2 separate regions of the Homo sapiens genome follow, and region 2 is linked to region 1. Evidence: read pairs that join two places in POLR2A ChIA-PET (ENCODE). Cell type or tissue: PC-9. All regions are shown on one strand. Each heading gives the region's core, and the rest is flanking DNA. Links, peaks and the distances in the headings are about the cores only.

Region 1 (5,000 bases), core at 1-5,000:
TGCAGTGGCACGATCTCCGCTCACTGCAACCCCCGCCTCCTGGGTTCAAGTGATTCTCCTGTCTCAGCCTCCTAAGTAGCTGGGATTACAGGCATGTGCCACCACGTCTAGCTAATTTTTGTATTTTTAGTAGAGATGGGGTTTCACCATGTTGGCCAGGCTGGTCTCAAACTCCTGACCTCAGGTGATCCGCCCGCCTCAGCCTCCCAAAGTGCTGGGACTGCAGGCGTGAGCCACTGTGCCCAGCCCATGTTTGGGATTTTAAAAGGGAAAGAAGACAAAAGATAAAGAGAACCCCAGGAACATTTAACACGTAATTTGGTAGTGTATGCGGGCCAAAGGAGATGAATGGCTTTGAGACCAGGAAGAGACTTGCTGTATGGCTGGGAGAAAGTTTGGAAGGAAGAGTACATGAGGGAATGAGCAAGGGTGCAGGAGTTGGGCAGCCTCACCTGGCACTTTACCAGTGTGCTTTGTCCCTTTTCCAACTGCCCGTTCACCAGACTTTGAGAGGGCATGCCCTGTCTACTCAGGAGAGGGCCGTATCATTCTTTTTTTTTTTTTTTTTTTTTTTTTTTTTTGAGGCAGGGTCTTGCTCTGTCGCCCAGGCTGGAGTGCAGCGCTGCAGTCTCAGCTCACTGCAGCCTCGGTCTCCTGGGCTCAAGAGATCCTCCCGCCACAGACATGCACCACCACGCTCTGCTAATTTTTGTATTTTTTGTAGAGATTGGGTTTCACCATCTTGCCCAGACTGGTCTCAAACTCCTGAGCTCGAGTGATCCACCCACCTTGGCCCCTCAAAGTACTGGGATTACAGGCATGAGCCACTGGGCCCAGTCGAGGGTGGTATAGTTTTTAAGGTAATTGAAATTGCATAGTTTTTGTATTCCATTAAACAAGCCATAATGCTGGCTGGGTGCAGTGGCTCACGCCTGTAATCCCAACACTTTGGGAGGCTGAGGCAGGCAGATCACTTGAGCTCAGGAGTTCAAGACCAGCCTGGGCAACATGGAGAAACCTTGTCTCTACAAAAATACAAAAGTTAGCCAGGCATGGTGATGCACAACTGTATCCCAGCTACTCAGGAGGCTGAGGTAGGAGAATCACTTGAGCCCAGAGAGGTCAAGGCTGCAATGAGCTGTGATTGCACCACTGCACTCCAGCCTGGGTGACAGAGTGAGATCCTGTCTCAAAAAAAATAAAACAGATGTAATGCTTACCTAATTCATAGTTTAATGATACAAATTACTAGTAGTTTGAAATACATTAAACTAGTCTTTGAATAAAAGTATACACACGTTAGTGCTAAATGCCATTTTGAACATCTCTAGAAATTCAATAAACTCTCAAAAGTTAACCAAGGAAGTGTTCACAAGTTGTTGTAATGTGTGTCAGTATAGCTTGCAGGGAAGGAACTCATGAAGCAGGCCCAGTACTTTGATTCTTTGAATGCATGGACATATAGTACAGTATTGGTCTGTTACATTTTAACAGTAACTTTGTATTAACTAGTAACTTTGCCAAGCATAAGGAAATGGATTCAAATTTTACTGAAAGTGGTATTACTTAATCAAACGTGCAGATTGTGTTTGTAGTAAGCTTATAAATATAACAGGGCTAATAGCCTCTTTGTTATTAAGAATTAATAATCAAGTGTCCTTCCTCCTCTGGACAACTATTTAAAAAAAAAAAAAAGAAAGAAAAGTAGAATGTCAGATTATTATTTGATGGCAGTTTTTGAAACAGTGTCCTAAATTGTGTGACTGTAAATGGGAGTCAGACATACTCAACTGTGTTTGATCCGTGTCTTTATAGGGAATATGCACAGAAAGACTAGTCCAAGATGTTTTCTGTGACTGGTTCGTAGTGACTTCCATAAGTTATTATCAAGAGAAGTTAGAATTTAGCAAAGCAGCAGGGAATATCTATTTGCATTATCGTTGTTTGAGGATTATGTCATTGGGTGTGCCTTCCTGAGCTGAAGCAGCATTCTACTGCATTGCAGTATTCCCAGGGCAGAGCTGGAGCGCTCACCACACAGCGGTGACTCATCTCTTGGAATGGCACCTAGTTCCCCTAACCCGGTTTGCATTAGGAAGTGTAGGCCACATGCTCATATGCTGTGTCCGGACTGCGCAATTTCTGTGTGATTTTATTTGTATCAATGATGACTCTTTATGGGGGGTAGAAATGATTCAGAGTTAACAAGCCATATTTTTAGTTGCGTCAGTGATTTCCTTTGATCATTATAGAATGTTAATTTTATTTTCTGTATATTGTTTCGGTGTTATTTTGATGGCATATTTTATATAAATGGTAGAACAATATGGAAAATTCAGAAAATTGAGGGAGAAAATCATCGCAGTACTTTGACAGCTGTTTCAGTTTGGAGATAGTTCTTTATTCTCTATGCTTACATTTTACAGGTTGTAATCGTGTGTGGCTGCTTTCAGGCAGTGTGATTTCTCTTGTGGTCTAGCTACATTTGAGTGGTTAGAAAAATTGGTTGCTTTCTTTAGTTTTTTTAATAGTCGTTTTAAAAAATAGCAAGTATCTGGCATACTAGAATGTTCTGCCGCCTACTCCTTCCTCTTCCTAAAATTATATCCAAATATACCCAAAACAATAATTTGGAAGAATTATTGTCTCTCGATAGATACACTAATTTTTTTTTTTTTTTTGAGATCAATCTCAGCTCACTGCAACCTCCACCTCCCAGGTTGAAGCAATTCTCTTACCCCAACCTCCCAAATAACTGAAATTACAGGTGCCAACCACCACACCCAGCTAATTTTTTTAATTTTTAGTAGGTATAGGGTTTCACCATGTTGGCCAGGCTGGTATTGAACTCCTGACTTGAAGTGATCTGCCCGCCTCGGCCTCCCAAAGTGCTGAGATTACAGGCATGAGCCACCGCGCCTGGCCAGATAGACTAATATTTTATACTCTTTAGTGTGAATTTTGTATTTGTCTCATCTTAAAACTAAGGAAGCAGGGGTTGGGCGCAATGACTCATGCCTGTAGTGCCAGGCCGAGGCATGAGGATCTCTTGAGCCCCAGGAGTTTGACACCAGCCTGAGCAACATAGAGAGACCCCATCTCTAAAAAATGTTTTAAAAATCCACTGAAGGTGGTGGCATGAGCGTGGGGTCCCAGCTCTTTGGGAGGCTGAGGCAGGAGGATCTCTTGAACCCAGAAGATCAAGACTACAGTGAGGTGTGATGAAGCCACTGCGTTCCAGCCTGGGCGGCAGAGCAAGACATTGTCTCTAAATAAATAAATTAATTAATTAAAATAAAATGCTTACAGAAGGAGCAAGATTTTTAAAACAATAGCTAAGGAAGCAAATAGCTTTTGCTCAGACCCTGTGTATCCAGGTTTCATAGTTTTTAGTGCTTAATGAAACCTTATAACCACCTAACTCAATATTCTACTGCCTGCTCCACCACCCATTTTACACCTTACAAATTTGAAGCCCAGAGAAAGAAAAATGACTTTCTCAAGGTCACATATCTTCTAAGCAATAGAACTTGAACTGTTGAAACTACTGCCCTTTCCTTTATTTATTTATTTATTTTTTTTGAGATGGAGTTTCACTCTTGTTGCCCAGGCTGGAGTGCAATGGCGTGATCTCAACTCACCACAACCTCCGCCTCCTGGGTTCAAGCGATTCGCCTGCCTCAGCTTCCCGAGTAGCTGGAATTACAGGCATGCGCCACCATGCCTGGCTAATTTTGTATTTTTAGCAGAGACGGGGTTTCTCCTTGTTTGTCAGGCTGGTCTCGAACTCTCTACCTCAGGTGATCCACCTGCCTTGGCCTCCCAAAGTGCTGGGATTGCAGGCATGCGCCATCACGCCCAGCCTTCCCTTTCTATTACATCATGACTTTTAAAAGGTGAACTATGTATAAAATAATCATGTTAAATTAATCCATAGATTGTAATTTTTGCCAACATATATTTCATACAGTACGTTATTGCAAAGATAATTTGACTAGAATGTTTAGGCATTGCATGGATTAGTACTAGATGTAGAGGTTTAGATTATTTTCTATTCTTATACTTTTTTTAGTTCTTCAATCTTGATTTTTAATTTAGAAATTTGGTTCACATGCTTCTTGAGGCTACCTTACTATTAATTTCCAGTAAGCTTTTTTAAACTTAAATTTTATTATTAAAAAATTGAGACATGGTTTCACCATGTTGCCCAGACTAGTCTCATACTCCTGAGCTGAAGTGGTCCACACCTCAGCCTCCCAAAGTGCTGGGATTACTGACGTAAGCCACCAGCCCGGCCTCCGTAAGCTTTTGAAAGTGACTACTGTGTGCATGTTGTATTGCGTGGAATCTAGCGTGGTCTCTGCCTTCCAAGAGCTCACAGCCGGGGAGGAAGATACATTCATAAGTCAAACCCAGAACAGACTCAGATAAGTGGTGTGGCGCAGCAGAGGGCAAGGCTAGACGAATGCTTCTCAGTGACCCTTGGGATGTTTCTTGATACTTTTCTTGATTGGGGTTTGTCTTGGGCCTGGCCTTGATGAAAACTGGCCATGCTACATTGTGGTGAGGAGCCTGGACTTCGGAATCACAAACTTCTGAATTCTCACATTGTTGCTTCCCACCCAAGTATCTGTGGGCAAGTTACTGATATTCTTTATGGAGAAAACAAGGATAATAATAGTCACACCAACCCCATAGGGTTAAATGTATGATAGCTGTAAAGTGCTTAGTAAAATGCCTATCACACAGGTGTTGCTGAGTGAACGGCTGAGCAGAATATTCTTGAGAGCAGGGGTGGAAAGTGACTTCTGTGTTTGAAGCACAATGAATGAGCTTCCTGGGATGGGATGCTGAGAACTTGGCCATAGCCAGCAGCGGCTAGCACTGCCCACCGCCAGGCCCTGTTCCAGTGCTTTCATGCACCAACTCAGTTATCCTTGCAGAAGCCCTGGCATGCTCACGCTACCCCACTTCACAGACAACCGCCTTGCCCAAAGTCA
Region 2 (9,308 bases), core at 2,404-7,403, 890 kb after region 1:
AGCAACGTTTTAAGCAAAAAGTCAGAAAAGATTACTTGAGTCTTTTGTTCAGTCCATGCAGTTAACTCCTGTTCTACTTGATATTCATAATCATTTCAGCTCTCCATGAGAGTCCTGAAAGAACCTCTGTTCTTCTTTTTTTTTTTTTTCTTGAGACAGTCTCACTCTGTCGCCCAGGCTGGCATGCAATGGCGTGATCTTGGCTCACTGCAACCTCTGCCTCCTAGGTTTAAGCGATTCTCCTGCCTCAGCCTCCTGAGTAGCTGGGCTTACAGGTACGCACCACCACGCCCAGCTAATTTTTGTATTTCTTAGTAGAGACGGGGTTTCACCACATTGGTCATGCTGGTCTCGAACTCCCAACCTCAGGTGATCCACCCACCTCGGCCTCCCAAAGTGCTGGGATTACAGGCGTTAGCCACTGCACCCGGCCTAAGAACCTCTATTCTAATGTCACAATCTCCAAAGTTATTAGAAACCTGCATCCAAGAGCACCTGTTGAAGTCCTATAATAGCTGACTATAAACCACCTTTTGAAGAGGATCAACACAGCAGTTGTCTGTGGTTGACAGAAAGTCTTAAGGCAGCCACTATTAAAGGCACAATTGACTAGGAATTTTGATTACTTTTGTGGCATACGATTTTACATAATAATTGTAATTATTAGTAACATATGCTAAGTCATATCACAATTCTAGGAGTTTCCCATTACTTTGGAACACATACCAATAACATATTTATATAAATACAGGTCAAAGAAAGCCAAACACCATTTCATATTTGACAGTGCTTCCTGTATGATTTTTATACCAAATAAGCCAAATTTCACCATTGCATTAGTGTACTATTAATGTTAAACCCAATTCTTAATAAAACATTATAGACAAATCTACCCAATTTTAATGTCAGACCAGAAGGTAAGATTCTTATAAACCTTTTATAACCCTTTACAAATTTTTGTTAAAGAGCAGATCAGTGCTCTAAGAAAACCTTGTTACGCTTTTATTCCAGTGTTCAATTTACGGAACTGTATCATACCCCTTTAACTTCAGCCAGTATGTTCACACACAGAATTTCTTTTAAAAGATTAATTTTTCACAAAATTTCCACAACTTTTGCAAACCTTCAGCTTTATCCTAACTTAAAACAATCCCTTAACCCTTTAATTTAGGCCAAAAAAAAAAAAAATCCACATTCACATGTCTCCTTCTCTTTTACCAAAAACACATTTCACTTTCCCTACACACCTTGCATGTAAAACTGTTTTTCCAGTAGTCTCAAGTAGATGTTACACTGTTAACTCTTAGCAGTGTTTATTTTTAGTGAAAAACTTGGTAAGCAATTTTAATTATGTACTAGGTATGGAGCCTAGGACACCAGGCAGAAGTGCAGATAAGGTCTGACACTTACTAGCATAGCTAGGAGGCATGGCTAACTCCACATGTCCCTAGGCCTTACCTAGAATCTAATGGCTGTAGGTAAGTTTAACAATTTTCAAAAGTCAAAGAGGCAGTTTATAAAGTTAAAGCGTTTAGCAAACCTAAAATTTGACCTGCCTGATTTAGACCGAATGTCTTTATTTTACCAATAATCTTTAAAATTTTCTTTACTTCCCACAGCTTAAGTCACACGAATTAAAAGGCATTACGCTTTTTATTTTTCTGACAAAATATTTGATTTAAACACTTATTTTTAAGCCAATTAATCAAAGCCTTTTATATCACACACACAACACATATAAATACACAGACAGAAGAAAATGTAGTAGTTGTAAGGTTTTTCCTTTGCCAGTTTCTTAATTGGATTAGTGGCTTTATGGTGGAGCCCTGGAGGAACAGGGCAAGGAAAGCATGCAGTTTCTATGGCCTAATAAGCAGGCACAATTGGAAGGCAAGACAGAGCCCCAAAACTTGAGGGTCCCATTTTTATATTGATCCTGGATCCCCCAAAGAGAAACGCTACAGAACACAACAGTGCAATGATTTTACCACATATTTCATTGCCAGGCAACCCAGAGCCAATCAGCCCTTTCTGAGATCAGCCCATCCCCCATGGGAGTCTTATCTCTCAGTGGGGAAGGGTGAGGACATCTCCATACCTTCCAGGTGGCCAAGAGCATGCTCTTAATCCAGACACACAAAGATCCAAGTATCCCCCACAGTGCCATTTAGCCATCCCCAAAAGTATTAAATGTATTTCCTACCTAGTTATATTACACACCAAAGTTCTCTCATAATGTGAAGTAATTTCTGATACCCCCAAAGTAAAAAACAGATAATGCAGTGCAAAACAGAACAGAGCCATAGATTTTGAGAGGGATCTATCCACTTTTAATAATTCTCGGGGTTCCATGAGGAAAATAGAGGTTTTTCCCAAAACAGGGTATGTGGTGCCTCCTCTGTTTTTCCTAAGAAGTCCCAGGCTGTTAGAGCTTGAATATCGACTTTTAATTAAGCTGACTTTTAACCATAGCACTCTTTAAAAAGTCGTTTTAAATATCTTATTACCCAACTTTAGCCACGCCAAACTGCCAATATTCCTGGCTTTTTAACTTTTCCAAATGTAACCTCCCAGGTGCTGAGAGAAAGGAAAATTTAAGACAGTTTATGAAAGGGAGGAGAATCAACAAATGGCACAGGTCACCCAAATGCCAACCAGAAAGTGCTCATTTTCTAGGCTAAAAATTGAACCTGAACTCAGGCCACCATTGTGAAAAGACAAAGCCTTAACTGCTAAGCTACAGCATTGGGCAGTTTCCACTGCTTTTCCCAGAAGGAGCCCAGAGCAGTAAATTTTGAGCTTGCAAAGGCTTTTAACTGCTCAAGATAATTTGTAGAGCTAACTACTACCCCAAAATCCCTGTTGCCTGGAAGGCAGAGACAAAGAGAAAGTACTGCCATATGATTACAAGGTCAAGCTCTCAGGGACATTTCTCAACATGTGGTCTTTGGGCAAGATGGTGGCCCTGAATAACAGAAAAGATAGGAAAGGGAAAGGAAAGAAAGGGAGAAAAGCATTGCCTGCAGCAGGCTGGGGAATGCAAGAAGCTCAGGGAGGCCAGAGAAAGACCCGCCCATTGCAGCTGACACTGAATCAGAAGTTCAGGTGGCTGCTTTTTGGGAGCGTAGGGATCTTTCCCAGCATTCCCATCAGCTCTAGTTTCCCCTTTTGGGGAGGAAAAAGCTCCCCATGTCCCATAATCTTGGACATGTCTAGTTCTGTCACCCACAGCCATCAGCAAAGAGTGCAAGGCAGATTAATCCAAAGAGAATAGCAGTTAACATCCCATAGTGCCAAACTGGTTCTTAGTCGAGAGGGACTCTACTGAGAGGGGCCTCCAACCCCCTAAATTTTAGGAAGGACTCTAACCTTCCTAAGTTGGGCATCAAACCCAAGTTCAGTCAAGCGTGCTTGCCTTTTATTAACAGGCACCTTTATCCCTCTCTTAGGAGAGACTCTAACTCTCCTAAGTTGGGCCTCTAACCCAATCCCATCCTTTACCCAGGTAACTGCATCCCACTTACCCAAGGTCGGCCAATCAGTGCTGCAGTCTATTTCCTTTGGGTTGGGAGTCTCCTCAGTATCATCCCTTTGGGGCTTGCCAGGAAGATGTTACCGGAAAGGGGTCCCAATCCAGACCCCAAGAGAGGGTTATTGAATCTCATGCAAGAAAGAATTCAGGGTGAGTCTATAAAGTGAAAGCAAGTTTATTATAGAAGTAAATAAAAAAGTGGCTACTCAATAGGCAGAGCAGCCGATTTGTATTTTCTTAATGATATTGATATTGGACATCTTTTTATGCGCTTGTTGAATATTTCAGTATCTTCCTTGGAGAAACGTTTATACAGATCCTTTGCTCATTTTAAAATTGGGTTGTCTTTTTGTGGTTGAGTTATAAGAGTGCTTTATATATATCCTGGATGCTAAACCCTTATTAGATATGTGATTTGCAAGTATTTCCTCCCATTCTGTTAATTGTCTTTTCACTTTATTGATAATCTCATTTGGTGCTCAAAAGTTTTTCATTTTGATGAATGAAGTTCAGTTTATCTAGTTTTTTATTTTGTTGCTTATACTTTTGTTGTTGTATCTAAGAATCCATTGCCAAATTCAGGGTCATTAAAGATTTACCTCCTGTGTTTTCTTCTAAGAGCTTTCTAATATATTTTTTGGGGATCTCATTCATTTTTGAAAGATAGTTTTACTGGATATAGAATTCTTGGTTGAAAAATAGCCAGACATGATGGCACTGGCCTGTAGTCCCAGCTCCCAGAGAGACTGAGGCAGGAGGATTGCTTGATCCCAGGAGTTGGAGACTGCCGTGAGCTATGATTGCACCACACTGCACTCCAGCCTGGGTGACAGAGTAAGATCCCTTCTCCAAAAAAAAAAAAAAAAAAAATTATTGGTTGACAGATTTTTTTCTTTCAGCCCTTTAATTTGTCACCTTTCGGCCTCCATGGCTTTAGATGAGAAATCAGTTGTTAATCTTACTGAGAAATCCTTGTACTTGAAGAGTCACTTCTCTCTTGCTGCTTTCTACAGTTTGGCTACAGTGTGTCTGGGTGTGGCTCTTTGAATTTATCCTACTTGGAGTTTGTCGAGCTTCCTGGTTATGCAGATTAATGTTTCTCATTAAATACAGGACTTTTCTACCATTATTTCTTCAAACTTTTTTTTGTCTTTTTTTCTCTCTGTCTTTCTAAGACCCTATAATATGTATGTTGGTACAATTGATGGTGTCCCACAAGTCTCTGAGGCTGTTTATTTTCTTCATTATTTTTTCTTCTGTTCCTTACACTTTATAATCTCAATTATCCTATCTTTAAGTTCTCTGATTCTTACTGCTGTTTATTTCTGCTGTTGAGCCCCTGCAGTGAATTTTTCATTTCAGTTTTTGTGCTTTTCAACTCCAGAATTTTTGTTTGGTTCTTTTTTTAAACTATTTTTTTCTTTATCAATATTTTCTATTCAGTGAGACATTGTTCTGATGGATCTTGTAGATTTTTGAACATGGTTTTCTTTAGTTCTTTGAACATATTTAAAATAGCATATTTAAAGTCTTCATCCATACGTCTAATGCCTGGGCTTCCTCTTAAACAATTTCTGTTAGTTGCCTTTTTTCTGCATGTGAACCATACTTTCTTGTTTCTTTGCATGCCTTGTGATATTTTGTTGAAAACTGGAACTTTTGAATTTTTACCGTGGCAACTCTGGAAATGAGATTCTTCCTTCTCCCCCAGGGTTTATTGACTGCTTGTTACAGTCATTGTTTGTATAGTTACTTTTCTGAGCTAATTTTATATAGTATATATTCTTTATCATGTGTGGCCTCTGAGTTCTCTGTTCCATTAATATAGTGGTCAGCTTGTGATTAGACAGAGATTTAAGCGCCTAGAACAAAAAATGTCTCCCAGTCTTTTGAGATGAGGTCTGTGTGTATGTTGGAGCACACCTTCAACACTCAGCCAGGCATTTGACGGTGATCCCTGAGCATTCGCTGCCTGCTTGCACAGATCCTGAAGGTCAGCCAGAGGTGAAAGCCTAGGGCCTTTTCAGGTCTTTCCTGAACATGTACACAGCCCTGGGCATTTGTGGAGCCTTCTGGATTTCCAAGAATGTGTCAGAGCTTTTCAAACCTTTATTTTCCAAAACATCTTACTCCTCAGCTTTTCTTCCCAAGCTTTTGGTTAAATCTATTGTTTGCCTCAACTGTTATTCAGTGCTTCAGGCAGCAGCAAATATGTTTGTCTGTAAATGTTTCCAATAACCTTTTCCCATCTTTCCCTAGTAGATGCCTCAGCACTGGGAGGTAAAGTCAAGCCCTTTGAGCCAGTCTTCCAGGGACTCAGTAGACAGGTCGAAACAAACAACTGCAGTTCTTTGCCGATGAGGCCCATTCTGCTCCCTCTGGGACCAGTGCATGCACCGGAGTGGCAGCCTCTTGTCTTCTAGGCCACTGCGGCAGCCAGGATGGGACCAGAGAAAGTTAAAATGCCATGGAACTCGCGGTTCTTGCTGAGATTCACCTGGTTTTTCTTGATTAAGCATTCTTCTGATTGCTGCAAGTTTTTAATTAGTTTTCCAAAGTTTTAAAATAGTAGATTCTAACGGTTTTTGCCTTTTTCTTTTTTTTTTTTTTTTTTGGAGACGGATTCTTGCGCTCTCACCCGGGCTGGAGTGCAGTGGCGCCATCACGGCTCACTGCAAGCTCCGCCTCCCAGGTTCACGCCATTCTCCTGCCTCAGCCTCTCTAGTAGCTGGGACTACAGGCACCCGCCACCACGCCCGGCTAATTTTTTGTATTTTTAGTAGAGATGGGGTTTCACCGTGTTAGCCGGGATGGTCTCGATCTCCTGACCTCGTGATCTGCCCACCTCGGCCTCCCAAAGTGCTGGGATTACAGGTGTGAGCCACCGCGCCCGGCCTAGTTTTTGCCAGTTTTTAAAATGTGTATATTGAAGGATGGACTTTGAGTTCCTTACTCAGCCATTTTTGTGGACATGATTTACTAGTCATAATTTAAATTGAATATTTTAGGACATATTAAATTATGATCAGTTTCGAGGTTGCCAAATTTACGTACACCTTACTTGGTTACACAAGAGATTTAAGATGGCTTACAAGGATAAATAGCATAAGAGATGCAATAAATTATCATTGTCAGTATTTGTTGGGTTGAGGGCATGTTAGTAAAAACTGCCCTCCCTGCTGTTAAGAACTTGATCCTACAGACAGAAATGTTTCCTTGGCAGCCTTGAGATTCTTGCCCTCTCTCTGTTACGTCAGTGGTGGGGAACCTGGGGCAGATTCGCCTCCGTGGCTTCTCCTGCATGACTGCGTTGGGCTGAGGGAGATATGCCAGGTTAGTGCCCAGCAGTAGGGATGGTTGTTACTGTCTGCCTCTGAGTTGATTGTGAGAAATGTGTCTCCAGTGTTGGTTTTCCTAAATCTAAAACTCTCCTTTGCTCAGGACAGGACAGGTAAGTGTTTATATCCTATTTGAGGACTTAAGACATCATGTCTATTGTCCTATTTGCTTCAGGAGGTGATCAGGGGATTCTTACACTTCAGATCAGAAGTGACTGCTCTTGGTGGCTGTTGATCACTGGGAGAGTCAAGAGTCATCAGTAAACCTGAGACTTGTCCATCCCCTGGTTCTGGTGCCTGTTGAGGTGTCTGTCTCCTGCTTTCCCAGGAGCCAGTTCAGTCCTGTGGCCACCTCATTGATATAGAAGGTCACGGGGCTGCCGGCTGGGCTCTGCTCAGGGTTCGTGTCATTTCTTTCTTCAGCTTTTGTTTAGAAAGCATATTTTCCTTGAGCAATGTCTGTCAATTTGACATAGTGGCTCATTTACTAGTCTTACTTGAGAACACCTCCTTTTGACATTGCTTCTGTGATAGAATTAGAGCTGCTTTCTGTTTTTATATATTGGATTGTCCCTTTTTCATCAGCATCACTCATAAGTTAATCTGAATTTTTTTTTTTTTTTTTTTTGAGATGGAGTCTCATTCTGTCACCGAGGCTGGAGTGCAGTGGCACGATCTCGGGTCACTGAAACCTCTGCCTCCCAGGTTCAAGCAATTCTCCTGCCTCAGCCTCCCAAGTAGCTGGGACTACAGGCATGTGCCACCATGCCCAACTAATTTTTGTATTTTAGTAGAGACGGGGTTTCACCATGTTGGCCAGGGCTGGTCTTGAACTCCTGACCTCAAGTGATTTAGCCGCCTCAGCCTCCCAAAGTGCTGGGATTACAGGCGTGAGCCACTGTGACTGGCCTAATAAAATTAAGATTTCTCTTCATTAAAAGACACTATAAATAAAGTCAAGCCATAGTGCTGGCTTTGGCAGCACATATACTAAAATTGGAATGATACAGAGAAGATTAGCATGGCCCCTGCACAAGGATGACATGCAAATTCATGAAGCAGTTCCGTATTTTTAAAACACATGCACACATATGTTTATTGCAGCACTATTTACAATAGCAAAGACTTGGAACCAACCCAAATGCCCATCAGTGATAGACTGGATAAAGAAAATGTGGCACATATACACCGTGGAATACTATGCAGCCATAAAAAAGAATGAGTTCATGACCTTTGCAGGGACATGGATGAAGCTGGAAACCATCATTCTCAGCAAACTAACAGAGGAATAGAAAACCAAACACCACATGTTCTCACTCGTAAGTGGGAGTTGAACAGTGAGAACACATGGACACAGGGAGGGGAACATCACACACTGGGGCCTGTCGGAGGGTGGGGATAGCATTAGGAGAAATACCTAATGTAGATGACGGGTTGATGGGTGCAGCAAACCACAACGGCACGTGTATACCCATATAACAAGTCTGCATGTACTGCACATGTATCCTAGAACTTAAAGTATAATAATTTAAAAAAAAGTCAAGCTATAAATAGGGAAAAGACATCTGTAATACATAAAACTAACAAAGGATTAGCTGTTAACATATTAAATAGATGGGGAATCTCCCCAAATCAATATTACGAGACAGGAACCCAATTAAAAAAATGACACCACCAGGCGCAGTGGTTCATGCCTGTAATCCCAGCACTTTGGGAGGCTGATGTGGAAGGATCATTTGAGGCCAGGAGTTTGAGAGCAGACTGGGGAACATAGCGAGACCCCCAGCTCCTGAAAAAATAAAAAAATTAGCTGGGCATGGTGGCATGTGCCTATAATCCTAGCTACTCTGGAGGCTGAGGTGGGAGGATTGCTTGAGCCCAGGGGGTCGAGGCTGCAGTGAGCCATGATGGCACCACTATACTCCAGCCTGGGCAACAGAACGAGACTCCATCTCTTGAAAACACACACACACACACACACACACACACACACACACACACACAAAACAATGACAAGAAGGCACAATTTGGCATTTCACGGAAGAGAAAACAAGTGGCCTCTCAGCATATGAAAAGATGCCAAACCTTTCTAATCAGGATAAGGGGCATAAAGACCATAGTCCTTGGTTGGTAGAAATTAAGATGACTGATAACTGTAAGTGTTGGTGAGAGTGTGGTTTCATAGAAATTCTTGTGCTGCTAGTGGAAGTATTTGTTGTTACCTCTGCTTTGGAGAGCAGTTTGGCACTCATTTACAAAACTGGCCTTTCGTACAACCTACACACCAGCGACTCCTCTCTGCTCTTTAGATGTAGAGTCCAGAGCAAGGACTGGTAAACTCTTTCTGTTACGGGCAAGAGAGTAAATATCCTAGGCTTTGTGGACTACATACACACTTAGTCTTTGTTTTTATAACACTTAAAAAATCTAAAAAGCAT

Evidence for each region. ChIA-PET counts read pairs that join two places held together with the same protein. Peaks named below come from ENCODE experiments on the same cell type or tissue, not always from the same donor. Only the 100,000 strongest peaks of a DNase experiment are listed, where the experiment ranks them.
Region 2: POLR2A ChIA-PET joins it to region 1 with 14 read pairs; 2 of 35 experiments call an interaction of 5 or more read pairs at or near these places.

The regions. Positions count from the first base shown.
Region 1 is chr14:101,970,535-101,975,534 of GRCh38, forward strand. All of the region lies in intron 1 of DYNC1H1 (dynein cytoplasmic 1 heavy chain 1), which reads left to right. Among named protein-coding and RNA genes, the nearest start is that of DYNC1H1, 8.5 kb to the left of the region's middle. RefSeq lists an enhancer at 81-581. In PC-9, for the core only: no CTCF peak of the experiment used is centred there; a DNase peak (open chromatin) is centred at 2,057; H3K4me3 peaks cover 1,876 bases; H3K27ac peaks cover 5,000 bases.
Region 2 is chr14:102,858,020-102,867,327 of GRCh38, forward strand. The region is part of intron 2 of TRAF3 (TNF receptor associated factor 3); the gene reads left to right. It also overlaps the pseudogene RNU6-1316P. Among named protein-coding and RNA genes, the nearest start is that of AMN, 60 kb to the right of the region's middle. In PC-9, for the core only: no CTCF peak of the experiment used is centred there; no DNase peak of the experiment used is centred there.